4 separate regions of the Homo sapiens genome follow, and regions 1, 3 and 4 are each linked to region 2. The links are chromatin loops, found by intact Hi-C in ENCODE. Cell type or tissue: Caco-2. All regions are shown on one strand. Region 1 holds the start of ERVMER34-1 (endogenous retrovirus group MER34 member 1, envelope). Region 2 overlaps SCFD2 (sec1 family domain containing 2). Region 3 overlaps SCFD2 (sec1 family domain containing 2). Region 4 overlaps DANCR (differentiation antagonizing non-protein coding RNA).

Region 1 (5,000 bases), 230 kb before region 2:
CGTTCCTCCTGATCTCGAAGGCAGGTGTGCACACTTAGCAGCTGGCTGTTGCTACCAATGGATTCCCAGTTGTGCTGCCTTTGCCTAACCTCTACATGCTCTCCCAGGCATAACCACAGAAACCTTCACTGAGATATTGAAATTAGCATTAACCACCCCACACACCTGTTTTTATTTACTCAGTTTTGACAAGCCTTTCCGTGTATATTGCTGTGAAAACAATGAGATAGCTGTAGGTATTCTAGGACAACTTTCTTCCTCTCAGGTAAGTTGCATAGCATATTTTTTTTTCTTTTTTTTCCTTAGAAACAGGGTCTCACTCTGTTGCCCAAGCTGGAATGCAGTGGTGCAAGCATGGCTCACTGCAGCATCGAACACCTGGGCTCAAGAGATCCTCCCACCTCAGTCTCCCCTGTAGCTGGGACTACAGGCATGCACCACCATACCTGGCTTCCTTTTTTAAAAAAAATTATTTTTAATAGGGACAAGGTCTGGCCATGTTGCCCAGGGTGGTCTCAAACTTCTAAGCTCAAGTGATCCTCTCATCTTGGCATCCCAAAGTGCTAGTATTATAGGTGTGAGCCACCATGCCCGGCCTCATAGCATATTTTTCATGTCAGTTGGATCCCGTGGTATCAGGCATGCTCCTATGCCTATGTAGTGACCTCAGCTGCCATCCTAATTGACAAAGCCATTAACCTTACAATAGGTTCTCTTATTTACCTTTGTTTCCCATTCTGTGTCAACTCTTACAGTTCCATAAAAGAGTGCCTTTCTACTTGACAGACCAACCCCTCCTCATCTTGCAACTCTGTAATGCTCTAAACCTGTACCTCTCCCTGATGGAGAACCCCACTCCACATCACATGATTGCCTTACAGTCACAGAGTTGGCTTCTAAACCACAAGAAGACCTCTTAAGATACTCCTTGAGCCATCCACACTTACTCTGGGCCGGGTGTGGTGGCTCACACCTGTAATCCCAGCACTTTGGGAGGCCGAGGTAGGGCAGATCACCTGACGTCAGGAGTTTGAGACCAGCCTGGCCAACATGGTGAAATCCCATCTCTACTAAAAAATACAAAAATTAGCCAGCGTGGTGGCTTGTGCATGTCTTCCCAGCTACTCGGGGGATCACTTGAACCCAGGAGGTGGAGGTTGCAGTGAGCCGAGATGGCAGCCTGGGCAACAGAGCGAGGCTCTGTCTTAAACAAACAAACAAAAACAGACTTACTCTATCCTGTGACAACTCTTATAAACAAAATTCTCAGAAAGATAATAACCAGCTATGACATAGTGAGCTTGTACACTGGTGAAAGAGAAAACGTACACTACTTACACTGACTAGGTATACCCTGGGACTCTGCCATGTCCTTGGCAGTTTGGAAACCCCATAGATGATGATGATGATGATTTGAGACGGAATTCTTCTTATTATTATTATTAATTGAGATGGAATCTCACTCTGTTGCTCGGGCTGGAGTGCAGTGGTGCGATCTCCGCTCACCACAACCTCTACATCCCAGGTTCAAGCAATTCTCCTGCCTCAGCCTCCCGGCTAGCTGGAATTACAGGCATGCACCACCACGCCTGGCTAATTTTTGAATTTTTAGTAGAGATGGGGTTTCACCATGTTGGCCAGGTAGGTCTCGAACTCCTGACCTCAGGCAATCCGCCCACCTCGGCCTCCCAAAGTGATGGGATCACCGGAGTGAGCCACTGCGCCCTACCCCCCCATAGATTCTCGACCTCAGCATATACTCCCATCACCAATGGGCATATAATTGTTATCCTATTACAGTCTATTTATTTTCCTACATAAATTATTATTGTTCATTGCGCAACACTTAGGAAACTGATAGAGTATCTTTATGGAATTGTAGGGCTGAGAAAGCTGCTAAATGGGCAGGCAAAAATGGACTCCCTGTCTCTCCTCCACCCAGCTTGCGACCCTCCTCTTATCTCTGACTCACGTTCATTGTCGGGCAAATGCCCCACAACCTAAAACAGACATGGCTACCAAAGGGGGCCAAGCAGTTATGCGATGGATTAGACATGGGACCAAATGGACTTCTTTGGCCACTGTGCTCACAAAGGGGAGACATAGGAGAAGCTCAGGAAAAAATAAAGCGTTATACTCACAAGTCCTAAAGACAGGAACCATGCCAACCATACAGGGCCACATGGGAAAGACACCAGGATGGTCAACAGGCAGAAGATCATCGTGAGGGAAAGGTTCAGAGCACAGCCTCTATTGCCTTCCTGTTAAGCGAGCAGGATTCAGACACCAGGAACCCTCCGGTCCCACTGGCCACGTGCTCAGGGCTGGGTAATTTCCTCCCGCTCAAGGGTAGGAACATACCTGCGCTTAAAACTGAGGCTGCCGCACCTCCGCAGACGTAGACAACGAATTCCTGGAGCCCAAGGTCGGCCGGGGTTGGGTTCCTGTCGCCGCACGCGTGGCCCGCCCGAAACCCGCTACAAAGTAGCGGCGTGTCTGCCCTAGGGAGGCAAAGCGCAAACTTGTTACCGCGCCGGGACCTGCCCCGGGATTCTCCCAGCGGCTCCGCAGGACGCAGCGCCTGTGCCTCGCGCGGCCCTGGGACGGGCACGGCCGTCCGCCCCCTGGGCCGCCGAGGGCTGCTTTACCCCTCCGTTCTGGCCGCGGGCAGCAGAGGAGCTCGGGGCGGGCAAAGCTCGAGGGGACACGGGGCGAGCCCAGACCCTGCCTGGGAGCCCTCCCCGCCGGAGACCAAAGGGCAGAAACGCACTCACAGTGCAACTCCGAGGGATAAACTGGCCGACGATCGCCGCCAGGCCAGAAGACCAAGAAGAAGGCTCGCGGCGGGAACTGAAGTGAGCGGGGACACACGAGGGCTGGGAAGATCCTGGGTTGGGGCGGAGCGGGGCTGGGAAGATCCTGGGTTGGGGCGGGGCGGGGCACCGCAGAGCGGACAGCCGGATTCAGGCACCAGGAACCCACCGGTCCCACTGGCCAGGTGCTCCGAGCTGGGTGATTTTCTCCCGCTCAAGACTAGGAACATACCTGCGCTTTCGGCGCAGGGAAGACTCTGGGCGAGGGCGGGGCTGGGAGGAGGGCCGCGGGGCAGGCAGCCAATCCCAGGAAACTTCGGGACGAGGGCAGGACGGGGGCTGGACGGGCCCAGCCATTGGCCACCTGTGTCCACTGCCTGCCTAGGTCTGGCTTCCTAGGTCTGGCGGGTGAGACACAAGGCGAGCCTGCACGAAGCATCCTTCGAACCTCAGGTACCCTGGGCAGGAGAATCGGCTTCTTCAGGCATCCTGCTGGGCCTTGGCCCTCGTCGATCTGGTTCTCTCAGCCCCTCGGTTTCTCCCCTGGGGAGACTTCGCGATTACCCTCTCCTCCCCTTGGCGCCTAGGCTCTCAGTCACGCGACCGCCTAGAGCCCTGAGCTGCTATTTATGCCGCGTTTTTATTCACTTAGGTATTCAGCACGCCTTCATCAGGTGTGTACTCTGTGCCAGGCAATCTTCTAATCCTTAAATGGACGAAACAAAGGCCTCCCTTGGACTGACATTTTTAATGAAGAATAAAAACCCATAATGAAATATAAAAATATTAACGTTATAAGAGCTAAGGGAAAAAACATGTGTTACAACTTGAAAATACAAAAATAGGAAATCATCTTTCTCTGTGGACGAATGAAACCCCTGATTCTAAGAAACAAAGAAACAAAACTCATCATGACTGGTGTTCTGTACTCTTTGGAAAATACGTTTTACTGTAGAAATGACTAAATGCGATGAAAGACTCTTTACCAGAAGCAGTGGCTGGTTGGCGGCGCCTGTACGCCTGAGGAGCACCCTTTTTGTGTCCATGTTTGATAAAGCAGAAGAGACCTAAAGAGACAAGGGGCGGCCGGGCGCGGTGGCTCACTCCTGTAATCCCAGCACTTTGGGAGGCCGAGGCGGGCAGATCATCTGAGATCGGGAGTTCGAGACCAGCCTGACCAACATGGAGAAACCCCGTCTATACTAAAAATACACAATTAACCGGTTATAGTGGCGCATGCCTGTAATGCCAGCTACTTGGGAGGCTGAAGCAGGAAAATCGCTTGAGGCAGAGGTTGCGGTGAACCGAGACTGCGCTATTGCACTCCAGCGGGCAACAAGAGCCAAACTCTGTCTCAAAAACAAACAAACAAACAAACAAACAAAAAAAAAACCACAAGGGCCATCGCTCTGGGGCGTGGGACATATGGTCCGCAGTTGGGATACTAACTGTTGTATGGATGGGGGAGTGGTCCTCAAACCCTGGAGCTTCTCAGTCCCTGCCTCTTTCAACCTCTAAATGGGCCCACTGCTTTTCCCTTCCCACTGTTCTGCCGGCTGGAGCACCCCCAGCACCAGCAGCGCGGCTCCCACGCCTCTGGTCTGGGCTCTGCCAGCCCCACGGGTCTAAGCTCTCCCCAGGCCATTATTTTTTGTCTCCTCTTTCTTCATTGAGGTCCTCTCTCTGTCACTTGCTCTTTTGCCTGGCTCAAGACATGGGTTTAAACACTGTTTATACTACCCCTTGCTAATGTTGACTCACTACCCCATATCTTTTTCTTTTTTCTTTTTTTTTCCAAGTAGCACTCTTTGAGATGTCCTTTTATTGATGTTTCTTTACACGTTGTTTTTACATGCATTACAGTGTGATGAACATATCCATCCACTGAAATAACATTATTCTCAACTACGCAAAAGAAAGCAATACTCTTAGAAGAATCCTTTCTGCATATGTCTTTAGACACTTTTACATTCATAACACTGGTCACCAACCCATTTCTATGTTTAAGTAACTTGACTTTTTCTCCTTCTCCCTTTCTCTACCTATTAAATTCACATTTTATTTTACCCCAAGCTACTTTTACCTAGTACAGTGTCTATGTTTTTCACTGTAAGATTGAGTAAGGCCAGAGATGAGGAGAATAGTGATTGTGAAATAAAATGAAAGATATACTCAATTCTTGGGAGC
Region 2 (5,000 bases):
GTCTCAGTTTCAAAGCATTTTATAGTTCTATACTATACTTGGAAAATATTTTCCAATGGGCCTGTGGCTAACCTTTCATATTATGTCAGGGTCAGTGCTGAGTAGAGGGTTATTAGAAGATAAATTCAAGAGAACTGCTATTTTTTTTTCTAAGAAAACAGGAAGGTCATTGCTAGAAAGGATCAAGGTCCTTATTTTAGAGGAGAAAATCAAGGCCCAGAAGGTTAAGTGACTTCCTGAAATCACACAGCTTTCAGGCAGGGGCAACACCACACAGGAAGGCCCCGAGTCAAAAAGAATTTGGAAGGGGTACAGGGTGAGCCAGGAGAGACGGTCAGGGCTTAGAGAGCCACTACCAGGGGTTTACATTATATTCCAAGATGAATGGGCAGCAGTTGAAGGATGTCACACAGGGAAATGCTAGGATCTGGTCTGTGTTATCAAATATAAATACACTACTACTGTTGGGAGGAGAAAGACCAGCTGGAGGTTCTTACAGTGTGCAGACATGTGATGATGGGGGCCCAGGTGAGAATGTGACAGTGGAACTGGAAAGAAGGAAATGGATTTGAGATGTATTTTAGAATTAGAATCAAGAGGACTTACGGACAGTAAGGAAGAGGAATGGATCAAGGATGACTCTTATGTTTCTGGTGTGGGTGGATAATGGTACTGTTTATAAGCTGGAAAGATATAAGAACAAGGAACCAAGATTCTGACTTTGGACATGTGGTTATGGGAGGCTAGAAGTGGAAGCCATACAATGGAGGCTGCACTGCATGGTGTCTGTCACAGCATAAGCATAATGGTGGTGGTTATTTTCACTGTAACTCTCTCCATCACCCGAGTAGAGTTACTATGGCCAAGGGGAAACAGATCAGAATTGTGATGTAGTTTGTACACGGGCTAGTTTGACTGCATAATGAATGGTAGACACATTTATTGGTAAATTGATGCAGATGTCTTGAATGTTGGGTATAAATAGGCATTCATTGAAATCACACTGATTTTGATGACTCTTCTACATAAGTAGTCAGAGATCTGCTTTGAATTACAGCTATTACTGATGACCTAAATCTTATGCAGAATTTGTTACCAAATTTTTCTACTCCAAAGTAAGCAGTTTTGACTTATAATAAACTACTTATCAGTATAAATACTAGCATTCCTATTGATAGCTTATTGTTTGGATGTTATTTATCCAATCTCTAAAAATTGATTCATTTATAAGATAGTTCAAATTGTCTTCCACTGTCAGTGGAAACTGAATATCACCTTAAGAGAATATGCCTGATACTGTTTTGAAGCATGTTGATTTTCTACCAGCTATGTGCTCAGACACTCCTCTACTGCTCTCTAGTGTCCATAATTACTCAGCAGACCTTTAAGTTTGCACATGTAGCAATCCACTGGGGAAGAAATAAAAACCTTTATCTATACTTCATCCCAATTTATTTTGGGAGATGTACATGCCATAAGTAGTCAAAATAATAATCCACCTGGAGCAGTAAATATTTTCAGAAAATCCATTCTCATGGATTTCCAGTGGGCATTATTTACAATCATGATTCTCTAACCTCTCAGAGAGGTTATTTTTATTGAGTTCCAATGTGAACTACTTGGTCCCTTGGTTTGTTGTGCTGGCTTTTGACAGTGTTATGGTTCAACCTATACAAGGTATTGTTTCAGTGCCTTCACAATAGACCTGGATGCTTGCCAGATAACATAATCTACAAAGTGCACAAATAAAGGAACAGAGGGGCACGATAACTCTTTGCCTAGCCACATGAGAGTACCAGATCTGATAAAACCAAATTCAGCGTTCAATGTATATATTTGTCATTTCCAACACCCATAGAATAAGATTTTAAGGACGGATACAACTAAACATCACAGTACAGCAGAGAATTGTGGTGATATTTATGACTCTTGTGTTAAGTGTTTCCAAGAGAAGGAAAGCCACATTTTAAAGCAGTCAAAATAATTTAAAAGCTGTAATTGCGTGTGTATATATGTATGCACAAATGTTCAAAGGAGATGTATTTACCTTAGTTTAGTGGGGATTTATCTCAAATACCAAGATCTAAATTAAGCTGCTTGTTGTAGTGGGTCTTACAATATACTTAAATAAAAAATAAATAAATAAACTGCTTGAACAGCCTACATTTTCTAGACAAGTGCTATTTTTCTTTATCTACAGAATAAAGTGGTCTGTTCCCAGTTCCAGGAGCTGAGAGCTCAGTTTCCAGGCCCTCTTCAGTAATTTGCCTATTCTAATTTATAGAACCTAACAATTCCCATGTCTAAAACTGTGAAACCCATCTAGATAATGAAAATGGTGCCCTCTGCTGGAAAGAATCAAGAGGAACTAGAGTGACAAACCCTCTCCTTTCTCGTGTTGGTTTCATTACCTGGAATATGGAAAAGAAACATTTATATTTGTTTTAGGAGTTAACCTAGTATCCTTGCCTACACCCTTCTTAAGATAGATGCTCCATCAATCTCTTCTATCCTGGAGAATTTAGGCTGTTTTGCCAAACATTTCTTTTCTGAAGAGAAAGCCTCACCCCAAATATTGACTCCCACATAGTTTTTGACTGAGTAAATAGGGTTATTAGTTTACCACTTCTCTGCAAAGCAGTTGGAGTACCTGTGTACATGAAGGAGAATGTAAGAGAATGGTGGATTGTTCAAAAAGCATCTCAAGCCTACTCATTGCCCCTGCCAGGTTCCCAAACAGGAAGCCACTAGGGTGGTAAATATAACCCCAGTGGGTGAGTTACTCCAAGGGCACCTTTTGTAAAACTCTGGAGGCTATATTGGATATATTCATAGTGAAACAAAAGGGTTGAAGTTGAACATTTACAATATTAAAATCACTGACATAACAAAGTGAAGAATTTGAGTGTTGTCTTTAATAGGAACTTTTTCTGCTGCTCTATAAAATAAAGACCTCAACACTGTGCCACAAAGCCATCATTGTCAAGGGTGTTCTATCAACACTGCTATGAGGATCCAACCCACTTTTAATTATTTATCAGGGAAACAAAAGAGTCACAAGGTGACTGACAGTGGAATCAAATGCTTTCCAATAGGACTAGACTCATAAAAGAGCTTACAAAGGTTTAAGTTCCTCTGAAGCCAGGGCCCCTTTGGTGTATATGTGACCTAAGAGTGACCATTATATAATAGAATGAATGGGAAACTGCCTGTTCACCATGAATCCTAAACAAGTCTAAGTAGTTCTTCTTGTTGAATCATCAACGACAAATCCTTAGGTCGGCAGAGGCCTGAAGTCATTTGTCATCCAAATATAAGGGGAGAGAGGCACATAAAGCCATGTGCAATGTTTAACCTCAGGTTCCAAGTATTTAATTTTGAGTCCTCTTTTCCTCATGGGCTGTCTTCAACTTTCCAAAACAACTTTAATGAAATGCAGCTGGATTCTGTACCTTTTCCAATAATGCAGGAGACAGGAAAAATGATTTTGCTTACTTGCCTACACTTTTTATAAGCTAAAGTGTGAATGAACTATCAAAACCTACTGAAACTTATTAAGCTGAATTCTGTCACCAGTAACACATTTTATAGCTTTTAAAAGAAAAGCTATGGGGAATTTTGAGTAGGACATGGGTATTTAAAAACACAGTTCGCTCATTTAATTGGGAGCTGTACAGCTAAGCTTCAGACAATTTAAGTTTTAAAATTTCTCTTGGGGTTTTAAGGGTATTGATCATAAAATACTTATTTAATACTGTTTGACTGTGTGACTGCTCCTTCGCAGTAAGGGTCATCCTTGCCCTGCTCCCTCCCAGGTATGAAGAGTGGGACATGGTATTCAGCATGTGTTAGTGAAAACACAGAAACAGCCAGCATTCTTCTGAGTACAGTTTTAGGACCTTTCTGCTGCAGTGAAGTCATTTTGGTTATTTCCAGTAAATATTTATTTCATTTGGCACCATGCTTAGCTCCTTATTTATTAATTAGCATTATGTTTCATTCTAATGCTAAAATAGAAGGCTTTCAAGTTATTGAGGATCCCAAATGCATTTATAATAAAATGCTAATATCATCTTTGTATCTTTGGGGATTTTGGTGTTGATAAATTTGAGGGTGTTTTGGAGAGGTTTCTAGCACCATATAGCAGCATATTATAAAACCATGGCAGTTTTATTCTATTAAGAAATCACACCCCCAGACGTATCTGAAAAACTTCCTTTGGAAGATTGCAAAAGGCCAGATGCAAATTTTTTGCTTAAAAAATTAGTCCAGGAATATAAATATCAAATGTTTATGATTTTAGAAGGTCCAAATATCTGTCTGGAATTCTGGGTTGAAGTTAGCAGGTTAAGGTCAAGTTTTTTTGAAAGTCTCTCCAAATATGCAACAGATGACACTGCAATTCCAGCTGTGTTCACCTATTCTTAGAACAAAGCCCTACATGTACTAGGAAATTTCCAATCAGATAAGAAAAACACCAAAGAGAATGGGTAGATTGGTGAGGTGCGGGTATATGGACATTTTTTTTTAAGTGCTGAACAAATCGCCAGGAAATAATTTCTTCGAAGACACTGAGAGGACAGAATTAGCATACAATTCCTTTACATATTCTGTTTTTGCACCTGTCCCCCTGTGACGTCGCAGTCAAGCAGATCTCATGTTAACCGGCTCCCTGGCTTTGGTAGGTGCCTGGGGCTGGAGGCTGGCTTCCACCTCTTCCCTCCAGAGCTGAGCCTCTTTGCCCCGTGAGAATTACCTCCCCACCTTTCTTCCCTCTGCCCGTTCCCTGAGCAATTTAGAGGGGAAAAAAGGGTAAAGTTTTTTTTTTAATAGTCATCGAGTATATGTAAGATTTTAAAACTTGTATCCTCCACTTTGGGTATTAAGGGAAAGCTCAATGATAAGAATCTAATTCTGCAACGTTTGTGGCTAATAATGACGGTGCAAGTTCAAAATTACTCTGAGCTTGTGATAGAAGTCAATAAGTATTCTCTCAGCAA
Region 3 (5,000 bases), 70 kb before region 2:
GTGCACATTTATATAGCAGGAGAAAAGAAACTATGATTTAAAATACAGAAAAGTAACAGCAAACACATCACATAATCCAGGAAAAGAACATAAATGCTTTTATTAATTGCCTGACCTACCTCTTTGATATTCATTTCTTACATTTTTTGGTTGCATTCTCTCTGATTATCTTTTCATATAACAACAATTTTGAAATAACATTTTCTATGAAAATGTGATAGTTATCAAGCTATTGTCTCTCAATTCCAAACCCTCTCTTCTAGACTCAGTTCTGTGATGCTGGGCTGAGACTCTGAAAACCACTTCTGTGCTTTGCCAGCTAGGTCTGTTAGACTCTGCCGATAGGGGGCACTCGAGGGAGACCAGAAGGCAGGAAGAACAGGCAGGAACTTGCTTCTCCTGTTTATTTGCAATTCCTGCCACCATCACCCTGGCGATGGCCTCTCACCACTTGAAGCTGCCCCTCCTCTAGACTTTTAAGTCATAGGATTTAATAAATTACCTTTCTTTTTTTTTCAAGCTCAAAGTGGCATTTTATTTAGTAAACAATCAGTATGCATAATGCTATAATAGTAACAGAAGCTGAGTAAGTCTACAAACAAAACAAAACATGACAAATCTTGAACACTGACAAAAACAGGTACAGATATTAACAGAAAAGATGAGATAATGAACATTATAAAAATTTATTCTAAAATACATTTATTCCACTAAAACAATGCAGTAGAGGATGAGAGGGACACTCTGGTTTAATATTTTATCTAAAAGCATTAAGATTTTTAAAAAAGACATAAAATGGGAAAAAAGGAGAGGGGCAAGAATCAGGGGCTAGAAAGGCAGAAAAAAATTACCTTTCTTGTTTAAGCTTTTTAGAACTTTTTTCTTTATCTATTTTTAATTGTAACCAAAAGCATAGTAAACGATGTAAATATTAATTCATAGAGAAGTTGATAGGTTTTCCTACTTGAATGGGAATATGGGGAAAAAAAAAACCCTCTAAATTTTCTACTGAAAGAACTAAGTACAGAACAACTGGATTACATTGTGTATTCAGAGAGCACAATTTGGTAAAGACTTTCTCAGGCACGAAACAGTACTTGTGCCTTCTTAATAAAAAAAATTTCCAGTTAAGTTTTAATGAGGAGAACCTTTGGTTTCTGTCTCTCAGCCTCTTAGTTTGGACCATTTTGTGCCCTAAATCATGTCACTGAAATCTGGTTAGAATGAACTGCTTGGCAATGACTTCTTAGATGGGAACCCTCTGACTTGCATGAAATTTTCTACTCAGCCAGGAATGACTCACTTCTCAGCAAAGGACCCTGTAGAAGGTGGTGATAGTGGAGACAGATGTGATTTCTCTGGTGCCCTACTCAAAGATTCTCTCGCATGCTAGGAAGGGCCAGAGGAGAGATTAGCCATATAGTTTGTCTCCATATTAAGAGGGTAAACCATAGTAATTTAGTTTTCCTAATCAAACACTCTCTGCCAGTTCACCTTTTTGGGAGATTGGGAGAGGAATTAAAAACTCAGAAAAATTTGTTCTTTCCTTTTCTTGCTGGTCATTTATTTATTCCTTATATCTCTGGATATCCAATGTGGGCTGGCAATAGGAGATCTGTGCCCTGCCCAATCATTCAGGGACCCAGGTTCCTGCTACACCAGGGATCCCCAACCCCAGGCCATGGACCGCTACTGGTTCGTGGCCTGTTAGGAACCGGGCCACACAGCAGGAGGTGAGCAGTGAGTGAATGAGTGAAGCTTCATCAGTATTTACAGTTGCTTCCCACCACTTGCATTACCGCCTGAGTTCCGCCTCCTGTCAGATCAGTGATGGCTTTAGATTCTCCTAGGATCACAAACCCTATTGTGAACTGCGCATGTGAGGGTTCTAGGTTGCATGCTCCTTATGAAAATCTAATGTCTGATGGCCTGTCACTGTCTCTGTCTCCCATCACCCGTAGACAGGACTGTCTAGTTTCAGGAAAACAAGCTTACCTCTCCCACTGATTCCATATTATGGTGAGTTATATAATTATTTCATTATATATCACAATGTAATAATAGAAATTAAAGTGCACAATAAATGCAATGTGCTTGAATCATCCTGAAACCACACCGCCCCACCCTGCACCGCCTGGTGCCTTCCACAAAAGAGGTCCCTGGTGACAAAAAGGTGGGCACCACTGTGCTACACCATTCCCTAGAGCATTAGAATCCTACACTGAAGACTTTACCTCTCATCAGCAGATGATGAATGAGAGAGAGAGTATGAAGGATTTCCAGAGACTTTATGGGTCCAGCCCTAAAGTGATATGTATCACTTCCACCGCAGTTCATTGGCCATAACTAGTCACAATTCTACAAAGGAACCTGGAAAAAGGAGTCTAACTGTTTGCTACAGAAGAAAAGGCAATGGAGTTTTGGGAATACACAGGATGGTCTCTGCCATAGACACACTGTTAAGTTTTGATTGGAACATTAATGTAAATATTTCCTTAACAACTGGCAAGCTGCAGGTTGTAGGTAAAAGATTATTAAACCCTTTTCCCTTCTGCATAAGAATTTAACCTTTGGTTAACTTTTTATCTCTGTTTCCCTGGAAACCTGATAAAGGAAGAATGTCAAACTATGCAGCCAGGCAAGATTGCTTATGACAAAAATGACCGCTGGTTGGTAAACTGCATTAAACTGAAAGAACTATAAAAATTTGATAGAAAGCCAGAGCTTTGGGCTTCTCTGAGTATAATGATTCTTGAATAATAACTGGACTTGTCCCTTGGAGGAGTGCTGGAAGCTATGTCTGTGGAGTTCTTACAGAGGAATTAGCTCCTACAGGATATGAGGTTTTTAAGCCAGGGGACTGGTGTATTCATCCCATGTGAATCTAGCTCTCTCACTCCTGAGCTGTCACCTTGAAACCAGTCCAAGTAGCTCCTCAGTAGCTGCGTGGACTGCTTCAAGCTTCATGGATGGTCATAGGGACTACTCCAAGGAAGAAAAATGCCTTATGCTCCCCTGATGGGGAGCTACTTTCCTGTCTCGGGCACACTTGTGTCAAGTGGGAGCCATGACCACAGAGCTGACTTATTTGTTAGATACAAACATACAGTGCCTTGGGCCCACATTCCTTTTGAGGGCCCATGAAAATACATTTTTTTAAATCAGAAGAAAAAATACTTTAAGGTGAAAGTGATGTTTTCATATGTAATATTGATATATTTATTTTTACACCAGTGCAATTGTACCATATGCTTTTTACTATTTTTTATTTTTACAAAAAAAGGGGCCCATGAAGGTCATATCGTGGCCCTGTATGAGAGCCTCATGAGGCTGGCCTGATAGCTTGGTAGAGCTTAAAGAGACCCCTTGATGGCTGATACACATGGAATAGCTGAAGTTTCAAGAAATGAATCCTTAAAAAAATACCACATTTAAGTAAAATATGATAACTAAAATACTGTGTCAATGTCTCTGGTTATTCTTTTGGGGTGAACATACTGTGTGGTGGGTCTGGAAGATTCTTTTGTTGACTTGAATGTTAGCTCTTCAGGAAAAGCAGTGAGTATAGCAGCAGTTCCTGACATAATATATAGTAAGTCAGATACAATCTTGAGAAACCAGTGTAACTACAACATCTTGAATTTGGTGCACCTTAAAAATGACTTAGGATAGCAGTTTCCAAGAAAACCCAGTTGTGGCCACAGTCACATCTCCATCAGCTGGGGCTGCTGACCTTGTTTTTGCTGTTACTGTTGGCATAGCTGGGGGCTCAGTTCTGATAGTGAAGATGTCTGCTTCTCCCTTTTCTGCAAAATTGACTCTGAACAACCAGCCTCTCAGAAAAACCAGGCTTACTGGGAGGGTATTCATTTTGTTTCAACCCAAGACAGCACAGAAAAACATCTGTTCAAAATTGCTCATGGCTTTGACTAATCCATGGCTCATTTATTTTTATTTTTTGCTATAAGATGACTGTTTTTTCTCCTTTCATCTTCTTAAAGGAAACAATTTATTTGTAGATTTAAAAATGGTTCATTTGTCTGTCTGTTCATCCATCCATCCATCCATCCACCCACCCAGGCTTCAATCCAGAAGCAGATTAGTTTTTAAAAATTTGAGTATAGCCCCTTCAATTCAATATGAGGAAGGTGAAGCCCAAACACATTAACATGTTTGCTTGAGTTCACACAGCCAATTAGAAGTAGACTCAGGACAGAGCCAAGTTTCCTGGCCCTCAATTTAGTCCTACCCCATGCTGATTCCTTCAGAAAAGATGCTAGCAGTTCTGTTAGAAAGAATCAGGAGGAGCAATAGAACTTAGCACTTGGAAAAGAACAACTGGAGGCCAGGGCTGGGCACTGTTGACAAAAGAGGCCAGGCCTAAAGCCTGTTCAGAGAGCCACATTTCACTGGGCACAAGATGAATCAAGCCTCCTCAGGCACTGCTGGTTCAAAATGCTCTTGTTCAACATGCCAGAGGCACAAAGTACAGTATGTGTCTGTGGAAGGTTTTTTGCAGCTCAGCCCTGCTCTTCAAGATGCATGCCAAGGCAAGCCATGCGAGAGCCATACAGTATTTTGTCTGAAAGCCCCGTATAAGCTCCCTGCCCTGAGACATCTGCCTAATATCCTCCTGGTGTCACAGTTGAGGAATGGCATCACATCAGACACTGTGGCATTTAGTGGGGAGATTAAGCTTCTCACTAAACTGAGCATTTGCAGTAAGAAACGGAAGGGTAAGAAGACTTTCTGCGGCCGGGCGCAGTAGCTCATGCCTGTAATCCCAGCATTTTGGGAGGCCGAGGTGGGCAGATCACCTGAGGTCAGGAGTTCAAGACCAGCCTCGCCAACATGGCGAAACCCTGTCTCTACTAAAAATACAAAAACAATGTAGCTGGGCATGATGGCGCGCGCCTGTAGTCCCAGCTATTTGGGAGGCTGAGGCATGAGAATCGCTTGAACCTGGGAGGCAGAGGTTGCAGTGAGCCGAGATTGCGCCA
Region 4 (5,000 bases), 260 kb before region 2:
CTCTGTCACCCAGGCTGGATGGAGTATAGTGGAACAATCATAGTTCACTGCGGCCTTGGTACCCTAGGCTCAAGCGATCCTCCCACCTCAGCCTCCTGAGTAGGTGGGACCACAGGTGTGTACCACCAGACCTGGCTAATTTTGTTATTGTTGTTTTTTATAGAGGTGGGGGGGTCTCCCTATGTTGCCCAGGCCTGTCTTGAACTCACGGGCTCAAGTGATCCTCCTGCCTCAGCCTCCCAAAGTTCTGGGATTACAGGGGTGAGCCACTGGACCCAGCCAGAAACTACTTTTAACAGTTCTAATTGCCACTTGTCTTGGCTGTATATTCAGAAATAGCCAGATTGGAATTATGGTTTTTTGATTGCTATTGATAGGGAGGTTCAAATGCAATATACCAAAATAGTCTATTTCAGGTGTCTCACTGACATATTTAACTTTACACAAAATTTAATATGAATTCTTTGCTCTAACAGTCAACAATTTTTAGGTCAACAAAAGAATAACTCTATTCACATCTAAGAAAGTTAGTTGGCAACCTTAAAAGCTCTGTTGTAGCCAGCTGAAACATAACCTATTCCAGCAATTTCACAAACTACACAAAGAAAAATTGGTAAATATTTCAACAGATGAGTACAAATAATCTTTGGAGAAGCTGATAAAGATTTCAGTGCTATATCATCTTAGCCTGCTATTTTCCCACCTACAAAAGGGTCGAAAATAAATCAGCTTTTTCTTGTCCAATTAATAGGAAAATGATATATGAAATACTTTAATTATTAGTCGGCACTGTCCCACCCCGAAAGAACCTAAGACTTAAAAATACATCCTAATAACATGTATATTGCCACTTGGCTGTACACTGAAGACTCAGGTATCTACAGTATTTTGTATTCTCTTCCCGATTGCACGATTTTTTCAGTGCTTTGCTTTCAGGGAAAACAGACTCAGGCTGGTCTTTCTTATGGTATTAAGTACAGGCTACTTTAAGATAATTTTGTGGTGTTTGCTAAATTCAAGAAATCAATACAGGCCGGGCGTGGTAGCTCACACCTGTAATCCCAGCACTTTGGGAGGCCGATTCCGGCGGATCACCTGAGGTCAGGAGTTCAAGACCAGCCTGGCCAACATGGTGAAACCCCGTCTCTACAAAATATACAAAAATTAGCCGGGCGTGGTGGCTGGCGCCTGTAATCCCAGCTACTTGGGAGGCTGAGGTGGGATGATCGCTTGAACTCGGGAGGTAGAGGTTGCAGTGAGCCGAGATCGCGCCACTGCACTCCAGCCTGGGCGACAGAGCGACACCGTCTTAAAAAAAAAAAAAAGAATTCAATACATAGTGTCATGTGCCTTTACTGGGGGAATCTCCTTTACCTTTTGGGGAGGCTGATAGGGCTGCTTAAAATATTTGTATTAGGCACTGGAAGATGTAAACGGGACCTTATCCTATTTAAACTCTCTTTAAATTAGCTAGAAATGGGCTGGGAACAACAGGAACCCACCATTTAACTACGGCGGCTAATCCCCCAAGTATGGTAACATACTGTACTGCACCCCCTAAAAGTGTGTTACCAACAGGACCACAAACAAGTTTGCCCACTGTTTTTAATGCAAATGTTCCTTTCAAGATCGCAAACCCTTCAATACACAGGGCCTAATCCAGTCGCGCTTTACTACTACGGGTTACTCCCGCCAACTGGCAGGGGAGCCGCCCCGGGCCCCGCGGAAAAGGCAGGTGCGCGTGAGGGAAAGCATGAGAGCCCGGGCCGCGCCCACCTCGGCCCCAGGCACTACGGGTCCTGCGGGTCCCGCGGGTCCCGGATTCGAGGCGAAGCGGCCCAGAGCCTGCGGCTGCTCAGACCTCCTCACCGCGCCCACCTCCCAGCCACCTCCTGGCTCCAGGTCCAGAGCAGGAGCAGGACTACCGGGGTCCCTGGCACACAAGGAGCAGAAATACCTTGAGGGGCGGGACCAAGTAGCCCAGCGCTGGAGGAAGACCCGCACCCTCGCGGGAGTTCTGAGAGCCTTAGCAGGCCGCGACAACACTGGGAGACGTGTCTGCCAATCACCGGATGGGGGCGGTCCTGGGGGGGGGGTCATGCAATTGGCTAAGCACGGAGAAGCTCTCGTTCCATTGGCCATTTTTCCGGCCTCAAGCCCACCCCTAGGCCTGAATCCCCGTCGCGTTCCGCCGGTCTGCTTCTCGGCCGAAAGGCTGGGGAGGAGGAGAGGAAACGCCTGGGTTAGTTTTGGTTCCTTCTGCTGGCGCTCAGGCTGCTGGAAGAGTCCTAGACCTTCACCCGTGGTCCCTTGGGCCCGTTTCACGCCCACGTTCTGACATGTCCTGTGGTATTCTGTACCTCTGCCTTCTACCCTGTGTCCCACGCTGATCCATCCTAGGCAGGGAGAAGGCAGCGTCGCAGGGACAATGCCAAAATCAAGATATTTCTCTTAGAGCTTTCTAATATTAATACCTTATGTCTAGGTATGGTATACAATAAGCATATATATATTTTATAAATCTAAAACCACTCCCCCTCATTAAATCATCAAACTAGTCCCAATGAAGTAGGTACTGTTATTCCTTATTTTTCAAGCAAGGAAACATGAGCAGGAGGATTTAGTGATCGGCTCACGTCCTGTCATGTTTACTTCCTAAATATCAGCTGTATCCTGTCCTCATTCCTATTCCCTTGCTCTAATTCAGACCTTCATAATTGCTTGCCTGGATTAGTTCTACAAATAGCTCCCAACTCCTTTCCCGGTCATCCTCCAAAGCCAAAGATTAATCTTCCTAATGCAAATCTGATTGTGTCTCTTAAACCCTTCTCAAGCCTCTCAAATGTCAACTCCTTCTGTGGCACCTCATTGCCTGTAGGTTCTGGCAGAGACTGCTTTTTATTGAAATATAACATGACCACAGATGAGTACACAAAAATGCACATTCGGCTGAAATTTCACAAACTAATCACAGTCCTGCCACCAACAACTAATTTAAGAAACAGAACATGGCGGGGCGTGGTGGTTCATGCCTGTAATCCCAGCACTTTGGGAGGCCGAGGTGGGCAGATCGCTTGAGGTCAGGAGTTTGAGACCAGCCTGGCCTACATGGTGAAACCCTGTCTCTACTAAAAATACAAAAATTAGCTGGGTGTGGTGGCACACGTCTGTAATCCTAGCTACTCCGGAGGCTGAGGCAGGGGAATCGCTTGAACCCGGGAGGTGGAGGTTGCAGTGAGCGAGATCATGCCACTGCACTCCAGCCTGGGTGACAGAGCTATACTACATTAAAAAAAAGAAAAAAAGAAATAGAAAGAAAGAGAGAGAGAAAGGGAAGGAAGAAAGGGAGGGAAGGAAGGAAGGAAGGGAGGGAGGGAGGGAGGGACGGAGGGAGGGGAAAGAAACGAAGAGAAAGAAAGGAAAGAAAAGAAGGGAAAGAAAGGAAAGAAAGAAAGAAACAGTACACCAGAAGTATTTCCTTCCGGTAGCTAACCACTCCTTTTCACCCAAAGGTAACCGCTAGCCTGACTTCTAACAGCATAGAGCAGTATCCTTGTGTTTGTGCATTATATACATGTGATTTTTTGTGTCTGGTTTCTTTAACTCACTATGATGGTCATGAGGTTCATCCATATTTTGAGTATAGTCACAGTTTGCTCATGAGAATGCTGCAGTGCAGTCCATTTTGTGAATATACCACAATTTATGTATTCAACCAATTGTTGATAGGCATTGGAGTAGTCTACATTTTGGAACTATTAAAAATATTGCTGCTATGAACATTGTAATAAACGTCTTCTGATGAACATGATAAAAGATGATTGCATTTCTGTTCGGTGTATACCTACAAATGGAATTATTGGATCATAGGTTATATACCATGTTCAAATTTAGTAGATATTAAATATTTTAAAACAGTTTTTCAAAGTGTTTGAGCCAATTTACACTTATCAGCAACATATGAGTATTCCAGTTGTTCCACATTCTCATCAACACTTGGTATTTTCCATCTTTTTTCATTTTAGCCATTTTGGTGGGTGATAATTGTGCTTCAGGTGATTTTGATTTGCAGCTCCCTGATGATTAATGAAGTTGAGCACCTTTTCATCTCTTTATTGGCTATTAAGAAATAACTTCATGAAGTGTCTGTTAAAATCTGTGCCCATTTTTAGTGTCTTTTAAATTTGTATTTTCCTAACATTTGATTATGAAAAATTTCAAATATTTAGCAAAGTTTAAAGAGTTTTACAATAGCGTCTGTAAACTTACCACATAGATTATTCTACCATTAACATTATATAACACTCACTTTAGGATATTTCTACATTTACCTGTATCTATCTTAATGTTGTTGCATTTCAAAGTAAATTGCAAACAGCAATACATATTTGGCCATTTAAATATTAATATTTCAGCATGTATATCATTAACTAGAATTTAATACTTCAGGTTTCTTTTGATGTAAAATTTACATGAAATGAAATGCACAAATCTTTAGTGTATATATTTGCTGAGTTTTGACAAATGCATTCATTTGTATAACCCAAACTTCTATCAAGTATAGAACATACTATCACCCCGGAAAGTCCTTCATGCTCCCTACCATTTCCACTTTCCCAGGGACAACCAATGTTCTAATTTTTTTCCTCACTGTAGATTAGATTTGCCTGTTTCAGAAGACCATATAACTGGAATCATACAGTATGTTCTTCTGTATAAGGCTTCTTGCACTCAGCATGCTGTGTTTGAGATTTATTCATATTGTTGCATGTGTCAATAACTTATTCCTCCTTATTTCTGAGTACTATTCCATTGGATGAATATATCACAGCTTGTTTATCCATTGTAAGAAGATTTTTAAAAATGACTTTATTGAAGTATGATTGGCATGCTAAAAAGCTATACATATTCAATGTACACAACTTCATAAGTTTGGAGATAAGTGTACACCCTTAAAACCATCAGCACAATCTATGCCATGAACCTAATCCATCACCTCC

What was found. A loop is a pair of places that touch in the nucleus more often than their neighbours do. Peaks named below come from ENCODE experiments on the same cell type or tissue, not always from the same donor. Only the 100,000 strongest peaks of a DNase experiment are listed, where the experiment ranks them.
Region 1: a loop joins it to region 2, with 4 times the contacts of the local background. A loop is called at or near these places in 2 of 110 quality-filtered maps.
Region 3: a loop joins it to region 2, with 3 times the contacts of the local background. A loop is called at or near these places in 22 of 110 quality-filtered maps.
Region 4: a loop joins it to region 2, with 6 times the contacts of the local background. A loop is called at or near these places in 42 of 110 quality-filtered maps.

What each region holds. Positions count from the first base shown.
Region 1 is chr4:52,748,569-52,753,568 of GRCh38, forward strand. ERVMER34-1 (endogenous retrovirus group MER34 member 1, envelope) reads right to left here and starts at 2,857. Exons shown (of 3, transcript NM_001242690.2): 1 at 2,775-2,857; 2 at 2,362-2,501. It overlaps LOC107986281 (a long non-coding RNA gene), which reads left to right and starts at 2,399. Exons shown (of 2, transcript XR_001741691.2): 1 at 2,399-2,855; 2 at 3,466-4,989. In Caco-2, no CTCF peak of the experiment used is centred here; DNase peaks (open chromatin) are centred at 2,323 and 3,093; H3K4me3 peaks cover 1,990 bases.
Region 2 is chr4:52,981,412-52,986,411 of GRCh38, forward strand. The region is part of intron 5 of SCFD2 (sec1 family domain containing 2); the gene reads right to left. Among named protein-coding and RNA genes, the nearest start is that of SCFD2-AS1, 57 kb to the left of the region's middle. In Caco-2, CTCF peaks have their summits at 1,366 (motif pointing left) and 2,345 (motif pointing left); no DNase peak of the experiment used is centred here.
Region 3 is chr4:52,911,535-52,916,534 of GRCh38, forward strand. All of the region lies in intron 6 of SCFD2 (sec1 family domain containing 2), which reads right to left. Among named protein-coding and RNA genes, the nearest start is that of SCFD2-AS1, 13 kb to the right of the region's middle. RefSeq lists an enhancer at 399-488. In Caco-2, a CTCF peak has its summit at 333 (motif pointing right); DNase peaks (open chromatin) are centred at 367, 2,662 and 2,957.
Region 4 is chr4:52,720,359-52,725,358 of GRCh38, forward strand. It overlaps DANCR (differentiation antagonizing non-protein coding RNA), which reads left to right. Exons shown (of 5, transcript NR_145129.1): 5 at 1-339. Among named protein-coding and RNA genes, the nearest start is that of SNORA26, 9.6 kb to the left of the region's middle. RefSeq lists silencers at 1,635-1,774, 1,955-2,004 and an enhancer at 2,165-2,464. In Caco-2, no CTCF peak of the experiment used is centred here; a DNase peak (open chromatin) is centred at 2,043; H3K4me3 peaks cover 1,392 bases.